Regions from separate parts of the Homo sapiens genome. Here regions 1 and 3 are each linked to region 2. A link is a loop called in an ENCODE intact Hi-C map of the cell type or tissue named here. Cell type or tissue: mammary epithelial cell. All regions are shown on one strand.

Evidence for each region. A loop is a pair of places that touch in the nucleus more often than their neighbours do. Peaks named below come from ENCODE experiments on the same cell type or tissue, not always from the same donor. Only the 100,000 strongest peaks of a DNase experiment are listed, where the experiment ranks them.
Region 1: it touches region 2 in a loop (8-fold over the local background); 3 of 110 quality-filtered maps call a loop at or near these places.
Region 3: it touches region 2 in a loop (7-fold over the local background); 5 of 110 quality-filtered maps call a loop at or near these places.

What each region holds. Positions count from the first base shown.
Region 1 is chr14:100,899,608-100,904,607 of GRCh38, forward strand. It overlaps RTL1 (retrotransposon Gag like 1), which reads right to left and starts at 4,115. Exons shown (of 4, transcript NM_001134888.3): 1 at 3,998-4,115; 2 at 3,684-3,779. The region is part of intron 5 of MEG8 (maternally expressed 8, small nucleolar RNA host gene); the gene reads left to right. In mammary epithelial cell, CTCF peaks have their summits at 1,452, 2,807 and 4,920 (motif pointing right); no DNase peak of the experiment used is centred here.
Region 2 is chr14:100,437,503-100,442,502 of GRCh38, forward strand. The region is part of intron 2 of WDR25 (WD repeat domain 25); the gene reads left to right. Among named protein-coding and RNA genes, the nearest start is that of WDR25, 64 kb to the left of the region's middle. RefSeq lists an enhancer at 1,078-2,277 and a silencer at 3,450-3,744. In mammary epithelial cell, a CTCF peak has its summit at 2,859; DNase peaks (open chromatin) are centred at 1,889 and 2,819; H3K27ac peaks cover 2,400 bases.
Region 3 is chr14:100,382,295-100,387,294 of GRCh38, forward strand. The region is part of intron 2 of WDR25 (WD repeat domain 25); the gene reads left to right. Among named protein-coding and RNA genes, the nearest start is that of WDR25, 8.3 kb to the left of the region's middle. RefSeq lists enhancers at 1-470, 697-1,206. In mammary epithelial cell, CTCF peaks have their summits at 1,564 (motif pointing right) and 3,033 (motif pointing right); no DNase peak of the experiment used is centred here.

The sequences.
Region 1 (5,000 bases), 460 kb after region 2:
CAGGAAGCCAGCCACCCTGAGCACAGACCCAGCTACAGAACAGACTTGAGCTGCGTGTCCTTGGCAAATCCCCAAGTGTTTCTGTGCCTTGGTTTCCTGATATTAAAAAAAAAAAAAAGGACTCATAATCTCTCTCACACAGGGCTATTGAGATCTCAATGAGGAAATAACGCAAATAAATCATCCAGCACAGTAGCCAACACGCAGTACCCAGCAAAACTCGGTAGCTCTCCCCATCTTACCCCGTCATGAAATGCTTAACCCCCTCCCTGAGACGGGCAGCTGCTCCCTTTCAGGGCAGGGAGACCCAACAGAGGACAACACAAATGCCAGAGAGAGTGTGAGGGGCAATAAAAGCTGATGCTCGCCTCCCTCCCAGACATCTTCCCAGGGAAAAGTGTGCTTTCTTGAACACCTGGGGGCCGGGGAAGGGGCTGCCCTACCACTTTGAATCGGGTTTCCCGAAAAGTTTGGTGAGAGTTTATTTTTATGTAAATAACATATAAAAAGTCAGACTTCTCCACAGGCAGATTTTTTGAGGCTCATATTTTACAGACTTTGGCAAGGGTCACTCGGAAGGAACAGTGGTTACAGTCTCCAGAGGTTCATAATTCCTGGAAAAACTTCTGGCCAAACCTGACTTCTCCTAAATTTCACAGAAAATTCTCCCTGGGCTGGGCTCAGGCTAAATGAGCTTTTTGTGTGTTAGTACAGCCTTACCTAGTGGAAGCATGACTTGCACGTTGCCCTTTACACAAAAGGGAACCTCCTCGGCCGCTGTGAACAAAGGCTCCGCTCTCCGAAATGTTTGATTTGTTTACTCGGGAGCGTGAGCCTGGTCAGGCACATGTCTGATACTGGGGCTATTTCTCTGCGGCCATATGTAGAGCTGTCCAGGTCTCTGCAATTTAACCCTGCGCTTCATGCCAGAATCCCATTTCCTAACTTCCTCAAGCAACGGGGCAAGGGAACCACAGCAAAAAGGAGTGTAGGGGGAGTGTTCCCTCCGTGTCCGGCAGGGGCTAAAGGGCTTGCTGCCCTGTGGCGTCTGCCTCTAAATAGGGATTTGGGTCGGTGACTTTTCACATCTACACCAAAGCCCTTCAGAACCCTTTCTGCACCACCAGCTATCCTGAACCAGAAATCCCTGTTCACAGAATTTCCCATGTGGGTGCCTCTTGTTCTGCACCCTGCATCGCGCCCCCTCCCCCGTTTATGTAAATGACACATGTAAATGTCACTCTCCCAAACATTTTCACACCTGCAGCTTCAAATCAACCTTTTAATAGGTTAAAACAACAGCACCAACAAAAACCAACAAAAACAGAGGCTCCCGAGAAACAAACAGTTTTTCCCGAAGGGCTTGCAGTGCCTAACTGAGCTGCCAGGGCCGTCTGTCTGTCTGTTAGCCAGGAAGGCAAACCAGCCTGCGCACTCCACCTGCAACACGATGCTGCCCCCCCACGGCGGGTCGGAGCAGCTGTGGCGACCCCAGGGCTGACAGATTGGGTTGTCAGGAGCAGGACAATGAGGCTGCAGTGAGGATGGGCTCCATCCTTGAATGACTCTGCCCTCCTTGAAATTTTTCTGCTCCATGGAGGTGCATCTCTGCCCCCGAGGACCTTGGGCATTTCACAGACAAGGAGCCCTGGCTGGCCTCGCAGCCATCCCCCATATGCACACACGCACACGCACAGACATGCGCGCACACACACATGCTGAGTGCCTGCACTGGGAGCATAAGGCAGAAAACTCCTTTGGAAACTGCAGAACAGAGCCTTGTCTAGCAGAGGTCCCCTGATAAAGGTCCCACAGTTCCTGGGAACTGAACCCCTGTGAATGGGCCAGGAGAGGCAGCTCCCGACTCCCGTGTGGGCTGCATTCATCAGCAGGCCGGCACCCCAGCCCTGTCACTGTGTGAGGAGCTTTCATGAGTCCACTGAACATGTAAGTCACAGTCTGGCAGCTGGCTGCATCTGTGGTTGCTGCTCAGCCTCCAGAAAAGGGCCCCTCAACCTGCCAGACCTCCTCGCTCCTTCCACTCACTCTGCCAGCCTGTTGCCCCAGAGAGGACACAGGCCAGCCTCTGTGGGCTCAGGAGCCAGGGCAGGTGCTTGGCCACTCTAGGTGTTCTGGCCCTCAAGAGGGGAGTTGGCAGCAGGACAGTCCCCACCTCCCCCCACCAGCCCTGGGCACTCAACCCCATTCTCTGCTCCTCTCCCTCATTGCCTTATTGGGACAGAGGCACCCCGCCAACCATCTCTGTGCCTTTGCCATTTAGCCCAGGGCAAGCTACTCGGGAGAGGCCAAATGGCCTCATACTGACCCCTGCCTGGTCCCCTCTGGCCACCTCGCTCACTTGCCCGCTTGCCTGCTCAGGAGTTGGTGCTGTGGGAGCTTCTCAAAGGCCTAAACATGTGGGCTGCCAGCCTGGGCAGGAAACCGTGCTGCAGCCTTCTCAGCCAAGCACTGGCCTGCCTCTCTCCCCTCGGATGCCTCCTGTAACAGGGAGCTCCCTCTCTCCCCAGGCAGCCTGCTCAGGGCTCGCACGCAGAGCTGCTTTGCTGAGCCCTCCCCTGCCTTTTGCATCTGCCTCCTCGGCTGTGCAGCAGCCCCCTTGCCCCCTCTGCCCTCCGATCTCTGCAGGCTGTGGGCTCCCTCTCTTTTCAGTCCTCTCCTTTCTGTGCTGAATGGCAATACCCCCACCAATGGTGGGAACAGGATTGGGCGCCTCTACACCTGTCCTAACACCTCTGTCTCTGTTCTTTTAGACCTGGGACAGAGCCCTTTGCCCTGCTGTTCTGCTAAAAGCCCAGGGGAGGGCGTGGTGCTCCCCTCCTGGGGCCAGCTGCTCCATGTCTATCTGTTGAGCGGCTTCTCAGCCCTCTTGGGTTTTCTATGGCCCCTTTTCCAGTTGCTAGGGAGAACGCTCTGTATGCAGCCCCCTGCCTTTTCTGCAGGAGCTGCTGGCCTCCCGGCCAGCCCTGGTCAGCCCTGCAGTAGCAGCAGCAGCAGCAGCAGCAGCAGTAGGCAGCCACAGCAGGGCTGGGGGCTCCCGAGCCAGGCAGACCGGCTTGACTCCCTGCTCTCTAGCTGCAAGACAATTCCCTTTACTTTTCAGACTCGGCTTTTCCCCTGTGAAATGGAGATGAGAGTTTCTCCGTCACTGGCGTGAAGTGAGGACTAAATGAGATAAGTGTAGGCTTGCACACATCAGACACTTCATAAATGCTTGTGGAGTAGACGGTGGGACCCAGGGAGGGAGAGAGAGGTATGTAACAAGTGTCGCAAGAGAGAAAACAGCCTGGCCTTTCAAGACCCTGCTCCCAATACAAACGGGAACCTCTCCTGGCAGAGTCCCCTCTGCTGGCTTAATCGCACAAATCAAGTCAGCCGGAGGCAGCCCCCGGCCTGTGGAACTCACAGTAGATGCAGCAGGCAGCATAAATGACATGCAGAGCCCACATCTGCATTTAATAGACCGAGAATTTGCATTGTATATAACAGCACGAGGGGTAAAGCATGAAGGCATAAAGGAACAGTTTTTCCCGGCGGCTTCCTTGAAGGGCCAGCTTAGACAGGGGTCTGGGGAGGAGAAACTCAGCGGGGTCCGGGCATCCCATAGACTATGGGACAGACATCCATCCATGCACTCATTCTCCAAGCCACCACAGTGTACCTACCTTCCCCGGGCCCAGTCCCAAGCGTGAGGCTGGGGATGAAGTGATGCCGGTGGCTTAGTGATGCCGGTGGCTTCCTGTCCTCGAAGCTCAGTCGGTCTGGTGGGGGAAACAAACAGGGAATAAGACACTGGAAATTGAGGTGATCAAGAGGGGGTGCAGGCATGGAGATTTATGGAGCCCCGTCTTGGAGCCAAGTCCCGAACTGGGCTGTCTGCAAAGAACTCACCCGGGCAATAACCCTGCACACTGGTCTCATGAGCCCCATTAGATTGATGAGGAAACTGAGGCACAGAAAGGCAAAGTCCTATACTCACCGTCTCTCAGCTGGTGTGAGGCTGGGCCAGGATGGAACCCCAGACTCTCCGAGGCTCCCCACCACACCCTGCTGCTGAAGGCTGCTCAGCGAGGCTGTGCCGAGTGCTGGGGGGGTGTGGGTGGGCAGGGGACGGATTGATTAGTTATAAGCACCTCCCAGCGGTGCTTGAGATCCCAGCTCCTCTGTGGCCCAATCCGTTTGAAGGGCAGATTCAAAATTAGGTGGTAGCACCTATGGGCAGAGGCTTATGAAAATGGCATTATTAACCTGATGTGGAGAGGGCCCTGCCTGTCTGCAAGTAGATTGCAGATAGAGACGGAGGGGGCTGGGCTTGTTTGTGTGGACAGTGAGTTAGAGAGGACAGAGAACATCCAGGGGCCCTCCAGGGCTTCCGGACGGGGAGAACCAGATCTGGAGGGGCTGGACAAGTGGGAGGGGGAAGAGGGGTACGTCTTAAGGGTGCCCCGGCACCTCAGGGAAATGCCCCAGGCTGGACTTGGAGGAGGATCTCCAGCCTTGACTCTGACACAGACAGGGACTATGGCCCTCCCCGCACCTCGGTTTCCCATCTGTGAGATAAGAGATGGAAACCAAACGTCATTTCGAGAAAAGCCCCCATTCCCACCACCCTCCTGGCCCCCCCCTTCCCCCACCACCCCAATCACGTTTGCCAGACACCTGTCTGCTTGTCAGAGCAATATTCAACAGGAGAGTTCCTTCGCTTCCTCCCTGGAGGGAGAAGGGAGAGGTGTGGACGGGGAGAGGGGAGGGGAGAGGTGCCCCCCACTCAGAGAGGCCGCTGAGCAGAGTTCTGCATCGGGTAGGAGTTGGGCCACCGAAGATTTGTGCCAACTCACGGTGCGGTGGAATCAGACAGTCTGAATTCTTCAGACACCAGCCAAGAGTCTGTGGCGCCCCCACGTGCCACAAGGGGGCTGCCTGGGCCACATTTCTGAGCCCGAAAAGTGAGGAGGGGGACAGTCAAGAGGGACCGGCGCTTT
Region 2 (5,000 bases):
GGTGGGTTGCTTAACTTCTGGCAGCCTTGATTTCCTTACTGTGAAGCAGAGACATACCTCTAAGCAGAGAGTGGTTGTAGGGATTTGGGATGACATGTGTCCAGCACCCAGACACTTGGGCATTGGTTGCCATTATTATTATTAGTATTATTACTAGTATTATTAGTATTAGTAGTATTACTGTTACTGCTACTGATGTTACTGTCACCACCACTGTTAACCCCCATTCTCTCCCTCTACCTCTCCAACCCTACGTTCACCCACAGCACTGGTGTTATACGCCCCCTTAGTGAAGAAGAGAAGACAGGAGCTGGCTCAGAGCATTTATCTGCCCAGCTGCTGTGAGCCCTGAGCTGACCACCAAGGATGCTAAGGGGTTCAAGGAGGACTGCACCTCCCTCTGTCCTTGCCTTCTCATCCTTTTTTCTCCTGACACACCATTGTTTTCGCAAAAGAAAGAAGTAGTTGGAGTCTGGGAAAGAAATCCCCAGGGCCCTGTTTCAGATGATTGTCCCATTTCTAAACTTGAGTTAATAAGAGTAAACAAAGTAGTAGGTAGATTTGCACAGGAGAATATTATTATTCTCATGATTATGTAAATATTTATCTGTTCTGGCTTTCTTATTTTGTTGCTGGTGTCTAATTTCCAAGTCTTGTAATGAAGTGTAATTTGGAGAAGATTTGCAAAGACAGGCACGTAGTGAAATAATTTGATTTGTTCAGTAAACTTGGTTTCAGTTATTCCTTTCCATGAGTTGTTTTAGAACCCCTTCAATTTCTTTGTGATTTGACAACAGCTTTCAGCCCAATGAAGATATGACTCTTAGGCATTGCCAGGAATTCAGAATTGGTTTATAATATTGTCGCTTAATAAGAAAATGCGTTCATTGGCAGGATATAAAATTTATGGGCTTCAAATGGATTTCTGTTTGTAGTTTTAGCCCTCTGTGCTCCTGCCATTCTCGAGGCTATGAGTAAGGTTTTTTAATTAAGTCAAATTGAATTGAATGAGCTTTTATTGAACGCCCACTCTGTGCCAGACACCAGCTCCTTAACCCTTGCACTGCCCTGTAGGTGGCTATGGGGAGCTGAGCCAGAGGAGGTTTTGCCCCATGCTCACGATCATTCAGCTGGCAAACCTGGGAGGTGGGATTTGAAGTTAGGTTTGATTCTCTGGCTTTTTCATCCAAAGCTGATTATAGGCAGACTTGATTAAGGAGAAGAGAGAGGTTGAGTGGCTTTCATGTTATTTCATTGAATCTTGTTTAGTCTTCTCAGCCACCCTGTGAGGTTCATTACATTTTCCCTATTGTATATCTGAGGAAAGTAAGGCTCAGAGAGGTACAGTGATATGCTCAGGGTCACACAGCTGGTAAGAGGCAGAGCTGGGATTTGAACTCAGAACTGCCTGGCTGCAAGGCCAGAGTTCCTTCTAGAACCCCTCTAGGGGTCTGCACTTCCTTTAGCACATGGCCAATTGACCACCTGCCCACAAAAAATGGCCTGGCCCTGGTGGCTAGGGCACCCTCCTGCAGATGGAGGCAAGGAGCAGTAGGGAGTGGGGCTGGGCATCAGTTGCCCAGGTACTTCCTAGCTCTATGCCCTGGGCAAGTGAAGTCCTCCTTTCTGACCCTCCCTGCACCCACTGGTGACTGGTGGCAGAATACCCTCCTGGGTTATTGTTAGGATCACAGACAACATGTGTGAGGCACCTGGCACTTGGTGGGCACTCAGGAAGTGAAGGACCCTGCCCTTTGGCATCTGTTGCTTGTCAGAATGCGTGGTGGATGGCTCTGGCCTCGGTGACGAAGCTGCTGTTGCTTCAGCCCCCGGACTCCTGTGCATCACAGAGCTGATTCAGTGCAGACAGGTGACTCATCTGATGGCATTTTGTGTGGCGTTGTGCAGTTCAGCCTGGTACAGCACGGCCCGCCCACAGCAGGTATTCAAGAGCCGTTAGTGTTTATGAAGGTGATAAAATTGCCTAGATGGAGGGAAGCCGTCAAAATAAGAGCCTTTGCCTGTCTTGTGAAAGTTAACTTGCAAACCTAATGCCTGTGGGGCTGCTGAAAAAGCGTCACCTGGATTTCTCCTTGGAGACAGAACTCTCTGGAAGGACAGCTGGGCAGCCCCTGCTTGCCATGTGGGGGTGGACGCTTTTTATGTGACAGTGAGTTGGAGAAACTAACAGTGGTCTTCAAGGCATTGTGCTCAGCTTAACTCTTTGAATTGCCATAGCTTTAAAATGAATACTAGAAACAGTTATATATTTTTCACACTCTCCATATTTTCTCCATTCAATATAATAAATGTTATCTTGAATGTTTGAGGGTTTTATAGCAAAAATTCCTCCCATTTGTAAAGCATGCTGCAGTGGATGGGAGTGAACTAGCTGGCAGCGCTCTCGTGTGACGTGGCAGAGGCTGAGGGAGTTGCCCAAACCCCACTTCCAGTTGGAGGAAGCCTGGGCCCTGACTTCCAGTGCATGTTCAGGTCCACTTGTCAAGGAAAGGATCCATTGTTAAGAAACAAACATGGGAAACTGTCATGTGAGCGTCCCTAAAAGCAGCATAGTCATTTTCGAGTCACTCTCTGATAAAGATAGAACACTTCATTTAGGCACATTTCAGGATTTCAGAACATTTGGAGTAGTCCTGGGGTGGAAAGCAGCGTTTTCCTTTTTCAATTTCAACCTGACTCCATTCCTCTCTTTATGTGTGTCAGTCATAGCAGGGGAGTGTTTTCCTCTTGGATGCGTTTGCACCTGGCAAATGAATGTGCAGGAATTCTTTGATTGCAAAATAGCTACTCTCAAAATGCAGACAGGCAGCCACAGTCAGGGAGCCCTTCGGCCACGGCAGCGGGGTGGCGCCAGACACCTGGCTTTGAGTCCCGTGGAGGCATGCCACTTAGTCTGTTCTGAGCGGCTGTTTACAGGCGGATAGAAAGGGCTGTAGGATGGGACCCTCAAGGTTTTGGGGCATGGGAGGGGCTGGCCGTCATGATTCAGCATGCTAGCTCTCTGGAGGCTGTGCTGAGCACTGAGGGACACTGGGAGAAAAACACAGGCTCCTGCTTTGTCCATGTGGAAGGAGCCCAGGCTGCCCTGGCTGCTATACGCATCCTTCCAGGCAACCTTCACCTTCTGGTCTATTTAGTCTCATTCCCTGTTTTTATTCCCTTCTTTTATTTAGGGAGAGCCAGAGCAGCAATTCTCAGGTCAGGATTATTTGGGAGATCCATATTACTTCTGATTATTTACGAAGGGACAGGCCGGGGGAGGTAACCACCTCGATAAATTCGTCAGCGAGGCAGCTGGAGGGATGTGTGACAAACATACCAGGCTGTCATTTGGCCAGAGATTGTCTGCACTGGGATTGTTCCCCCAGGATAGTCCTGATGACAAATGTAATTGACATTTTTTATTAACCCTGAAATGATTAAAGATGCTGCTGCTGAATTTGTGTCAAAGTACCCGGTCCCTGGCATTTTGAGAAAGGGATTCTCTGTGGAGCCAATAAACAGCCTGTGTTTTCTTCCTGTTCATCACTTTAATCAACTAAGACATACAGAGCCCTGTCTGGTTTGGTCTTGAAACTGGGCCAGGGAGATAAGACTCTGCTTCCTGGCTTAGGTTTCCAGAACACTCTGGTATGGACATCATGAGGGACACATAGGAGGCACTCTGTTCATTTACCACACAGTCATCAAACGTTTGCTGAGCTCCTTCTGTGTGCCAGGTCCTGTGTGTGATATTGGGCGCTGTCTCCTTGAAGGGTGGTCGCTGTAGAATGGGGGCTAGAAAGATGTTTATGGGGATGATTGTGAGAACTGAGCATTGTAGGGGAAGACTGGGCCACCCTCACTGCCTAGGGGGTGGGGTGGGGCAGGGAAGGCAGTGCAGGGGGTGGTTTGCGTCTTACAGGAAGGGAGTCTCCTCTCCAGACAGGTCTTACCTCTGGAGCTCTCCAGGCAGATGCTGGAAGTGGCAGTGCCCAGAGTGTGTGGGTCTTGGAGTGCCAGAGTGTGGGAACACAGAGGGGCAGCAGGGGAGGGTGGAAGACACACAGGAGAGCTTGGCTGGGGCCTGCAGATGGGCTGGGGGCCACATGGAGCGCAGGTGGACTTTGCTGCTTCCTAGCCTGCCTGCTGAGTTACTGAAGCTCTTGGTCTTGGTTTCCTTATCTGTGAAATGGGACAATCCTACTTTCGCTTCTGTCATAGGGCTGCTGCAGGATGAAATGACAGTAGGAGGAAAGCCCCTGATTGGTGCTTGGCATACAGAGCCTAGTCAACAAGCATCGGTTCCTTCCTAGATGCAGTCTCAGTAGCAGTGGCCAGGTATTGAGCACCTACTGCATGCCAAGCGCTGGGCTGAAGGCCTTGCACTGACTCTCTGTTAGGTATTTTTATTCCCATTTTATAGCTGAGAAACTTGTTAGAGGGTAAAGCAGTTGCTCAGGGTCACACATAGAGAGAGGCAGAGAGAAGATCTGACACCAGGCTGTTGCTCCCAAGGGCTTCCTTTCAGCAGTGCAGGGGCTGGGAGGTGCCAGGAGGAGCAGGAACATGGAGAGGGCCAGCTTTGACTGTGGCCAGAGCCATGCTTGAGCTCTTCTTTTGGAGGGATGGGCTTGGGTTGCAGAGGGTCTTACAGGGAGAGTGTGCTTATCACACTGCTCCTGGATGGACTGATGAATTGAACACTTCCTGAGCACCTGTTTTGTGGCTAGCCCTCTGCTGAGGGTGCACACATTCCCTCAGCCACAAAGCCAGTATTTAGTGAGCACCTACTGCATGCCATGTGGTCCACCAGGCCTTGGGTAGATGGTGGTGTACCAGAGGCAGGGGTCTTCACCCTGGGGGAGCTCCCAGGCTGGCAGGGAAAGAAGGAAAGAAAAAGATCACACATCTAGCATTGTGGATAAGCAACATTTCAGCACTGAAATAGTGGGTCTATGTTATTAACATTTTATATGCTAGGCTCTCCCACACAAAAC
Region 3 (5,000 bases), 55 kb before region 2:
CCCAGCCCGGCAGGGCTCAGTGAAGGCCTCCTGAGGAAGGGGAAGGTTCGCTTGGGGATGGGGGCAGAAGGGCGTGCTTGGCTGCAGGAGCCCTGTGTATGTGTTGGCTCCAAGCATGAGGGCCTGGGAGCTGGCTTCAAGCATGTGTGGGTGAGGGACTTGAGGCTGGGGAAGCAAGGTCAGGGAAGGTTGCACGTGCCCTTCTGGGGACTTCTGGTTTTACATGGAAACTCTTTTTTGCATTGTCTTATTTATTTTACAGGCTACTGAAGTGATAGTAATGTAGTCCCCCAGTATGGAGGTACAGTGTGATAGGTCGTTGTGCCCACCTGGGACCTGTCTCCAGCCCTTCGAGCTGTGCACTGCATCCCTCCTCTCTCTCCTCGCAGCTAGCAAAGCACCTGATATGTAGCGGGTGCCAACTAAATGCTAGCTGAACAGAAAGCTCTTGGAAAGGAAATAACTTCAAGGGACCTGGCTTCACATCCAGCTTTGCTGCAGAGTAGCTAGCTGGTCGACCACTGGCCGGCTGCCTTCCTGTGGAGTCTAGTGTCTCATTTGTAAAAGGGCAAAATCATACCTGGGTCATGTGCTCATGTGAGAAAAATGCTGAAAAAGTGCCTTGCACAGAGCCAGGTACCTCATAGGCGCTCAGTAAATGGTGGTTCCCTTGCCCTTGTTTCCTCAGAGTTCTGGAACCAACTTTCCTACATCTTTTCTCTTGCAAATTACATTTTGAGCTTTTCTCCCTCGGAAACATTTTCTTAAGTGAAGAAAGGAAGCTCCAAGTATAGAGATGTCTTTGAAATGAGCTGAATTGATGGGTGGCATTTTTAAGTGGCGAACTGGAGTCCTGAAGTGGCTTGTCTGTGCTCTTTTCTAGCAAGACTCAGAGTCCTGTGGGAGAGAACGTCATATTCTCTCTTCAGCCTGGAGTTCCAGGATTTTCCACTTAGGTCTTTGGTGCTTTTCCTGCCATTCCGGGGGCTGTGAAGTGTGCGCGGAGGCTTCTGGCATCCCTGGCGTGGATCACAGCATGCTGGGATTGATCCTGTGGCCCCGGGGCTTCTCTGCTCTCCTTCCCAAGTCTGCGCTGCAAGGGCTGGAGGATGGGAAGCCCATCTGGAGGGTTGCTGGTGGGCCTGGGCAGTGTCTGACTGGCCCTGGAGTTCAAGTGGTGGCCCTTGTCCTCCCTGTGCTCACCTTCCTGTTGAGGCCTTCTTTTACCTGCCCGCTCACCTCTGGAGTTCTCTCTCCTGATGGTGAGGGGCAGACCTGGGGCCCTGTGGGACTGGCCTTCGCCTGGTGGCGTGAAGTGCTCCCTGGGCCCTGCTGGCAGAGTGGCAGCTTGGGTCACTTTTGCCTGGGAAATTTAGATTTCCTAAACAGAAGCATCCCCATGGTAGTTTTTGAGCAGAGAGCACCTGAGTAGAGGCATTGATTTCTGGCCTTGTGGAGTAGACAAATGTGCCAGGCACGGTGCCACTGGGGACGTGGGGGGAGAGACGTTTCTGCCCCCATGGAGGGGAAACTGTGAGCAGCCAACTAACTGTGACACCTCATGACCAGAAGAGGGCGCAGTGGGCCCAGCTTGGAATGGCAGTGAGGGTGGCTCAGACTGAGGGACTGTGGTAGGAATGCCCTGCTCCTGGGCGATTCAGAGACCTGGGTCCGGGTCTGTGGGGCTGCCCTGGGTGGGGCCAGGCGCCGCAGCTGTGCCCGCCTGTCCCGAGGAGACTGTGTGTGCTGCAGGTGATGACACTGGCATGGGCCCCTTGGGCTGCCAGGCAGCTTCTGGGGAGCCCCACCCACTGCACTGTGCACCCTGGGTTCCTTCCCAGGGCAGAGCACATTTGCTGTCATGAGGTTGGGCCAGGGTCAGCATGGCTGCTAGGGTTGGCATCTCCTGACCCTCTTTTTTTACTGTGGTGTCGTGAACATTAGGGCTTTTATAAGCCATAGATACAAATGGTGGGCCAGGGCCCTCTCTGTTTTAAGATATTTGTCAGTTTTCAGTGATGGGGTTATTTGGCAAATTGGTTTTGGGCAAATTGACTTTGAACAACTTTTCAGTGTGAAGAGTGTATGGCAGGGGCTGGAGGAGCCAGGATGGGAAGACAGATTGGGAACCGGCGGGGAGCCAGGCAGGAGCTGTGGCCAGAAGTCCCGGCTGAGGCCTCAGGCTTGCTGGGCCACCAGGTTTGTGCGTGGCCTGGCTGGGAGGCACATGGTGTTCTTTTCCCTCCTTGGTGTCAGAGGTGGGGCAGCATGGCAGATCTTGGGGACCTGGTGATCTGGGGAAGGCAGTGTGTGGGTGTGGGTGGTGGGTCTGGAGTGGGGATAGGGCCTCGGGCACAGGCAGGAGTCCTGGCTGGCTGCAGCCCAGTCCCTGGAGGAGAGGAAATGGTGGGTGCAGCATGGAATGAGCTCAAAGAGGCGGGTGCAGCAGTACACCCTTCCCAGGGTGCTTTCCCCCTGCCTTTTGGTTAAAATCTGCCAGTGTCTTCTGGGCCCCTGCTGGATCAGGAAGGAGGGAAGAGCTTGGGGGCTGGGTGACAAGACCTGCTTGGGTCCTTCCTCTACGGCCAGCCCCTTGGTTGCGTGGTCTCTGGCAAGTTACCTCACTTCTGAGCCTTCATTTGAGTATCTATAAAGTGGAGAGAATTAAACATGCCTCGCTGGGTTTTTGTGAAAAGTAAACGATATTAGTTGTGAATCACCAAGTGCAATGCCTGGCACATAGCAGGCACTTAGTGTGTGCTCGAGTTCCTGCTTTTCCCCAAGAATTTCCTCCTTTCCTTGACTTGTGCTCATGTCTTATTTTACGTAAGTAGCCATGGAAGCATATCAGCTTCACCTACTAGACTTTAAGCTTCCTGAGCCAGAACCCATTTTTATATTCCCCAGCATCTGGCACAAAATTGTGTACATGTTAAGTGATCGATAAAAATTAAAACAAATTTTTTGGATTTTATCGCAAGCCTTTGGGAAGGGATTGTCTTTTGAGTGGATAAATCATATTCGCCACTAGGGTGCACAGTAAGACTTAATATAAGCAGCTCATCCAAGCTTCTAGAATGTGGAAGAATCCTTGATTCAAGGTAACATTTACTGAAAAATGATTTCTTTCTGATCAGGAGAAAAACAACACAGTCCAACTTATTAATCTAAAGAACATGGAGTGCCAGTTCCTTCATATCCTTAAAACGTAGCTTCGGAATTCATACATTTCAACTGGACACATTACAGTGGAAAGATACTTATTTTAATATGTTCTAAATGTTCTGTGAGCTGTAAAATATGCTTTTATTAGTTTTGAAAAATTTACAGCTAGAGAAATTAAGTAAAATAAAACAATGACTCATAATTCTGCACCGCTGCTCTTTCCTGACGATCCCTTCCTCCCCTTGTCTGTGAACGTGCTTGTTTTTTTCATAGCTGTGATCCCAGCACGGATACCCTTTTATATACTCTTTTCATCTCCCAGTGAACTCTTTTGGCTTAACGTGTTTGAACACCCACTGCACGTAAAGGTAGAAATTCAGACTTTGATGCCTTTTTTTGAAGGAAAACATGTACGTGGCCTGCGTTAACCAAAAACACAACCAGCCGTTATTGAATGCTCCCATGTACAGAACCCTCTGCCAGGCACTGAGAGGGAGTCCCAAAGGAATAAGACCTTTGGGTGGGTGACAGAAGACCCACCAGGGACCTTCTGTACCTGTATGAAAACCTGCAGTTCTGAAACACAGAAGGTTTTTAAAGAAAATATATGAATTAGATGTTGTTTATTTGCTTTACAGAATAATTTGCTCTAGAAATTCTTTCAGTAACAAGCTTCCTTAAAATACTTTGAAAAAAAACCTTTTAATTTTTGACCATGAATGTAATAGATGCTTATTGTGAAAAACTTTAATGATGCAGGAAATATGAAGTATGAAGGAGAAACAGAAATCATTGATAACTCCCAACCCCAAGTCAGTGCCTCATTAACATGAGGGGCCTCCCTGGTCGGGGGCCCTACATTCCTATCTGTTTACATAATTGGGCTTATTGCATAGTATGTGCAGTTTTGAATTCTTCCTCTGCTGCCCAATCTTCTGTAACGTGTAAGGGGAATTTTTCTACCTTATTAAAAACTTTTCCCCAAATATATTTTTATAACTGTCTCAAGTTTCATACTTTGCTCCATCATTTCCATGTTGTTTCCTATAATTTCCTGCTTTTGTTTAAAAAATAATCAGTATTACAGTGAATATGGCTATACATAAATATTGTCTTTTTTTGCTGCCTTAATGCAGTTAAGATGGGCTTTGAGGCCAGGCGCGGTGGCTCATGCCTGTAATCCCAGCACTTTGGGAGGCCGAGGCAGGCGGATCACGAGGTCAGGAGATTGAGACCATCTTGGCTAACATGGTGAAACCCCGTCTCTACTAAAAATACAAAAAATTAGCCGGGCGCGGTGGTGGGCGGCTGTAGTCCCAGCTGCTCGGGAGGCTGAGGCAGGAGAATGGCATGAACCCAGGAGGCGGAGCTTGCAGTGAGCCCAGATCGCACCACTGCACTCCAGCCTGGGTGAAAGAGCGAGACTCCATCTCAGAAAAAAAAAGAAAAAGATGGGCTTTGATTTACACCCAGGCATTAGCTAAAGCCCTTGTGTGTGGTGAGAGTGGGACCTGATTAGATTGGCAAACCTTCAGTACCACTGTTGTACTCCTTGGCTCCCATGCCAAATCTTCTGCTTGGTAGCTGTGTGACTTTGGGAAAATCACTTAGCCTCTCTGATCCCCTAGTTCCTCACTGGTAAAATGGGGATAATTGGTAAATGGCCACCAATTAAGGTTGTTGCTGTAGAGCTGAAATGAGAAGATCCAGCCTAGTGCCTGACAAGGGAGAGGCTGAGGAAGCATGTTTCTGATTCCCCTGTACCTGTCTTGATTAGTTATAAAACAAAGTGTAGAAAAGACAAATCACCCAGAATCCTCCAACTTACTGTAACT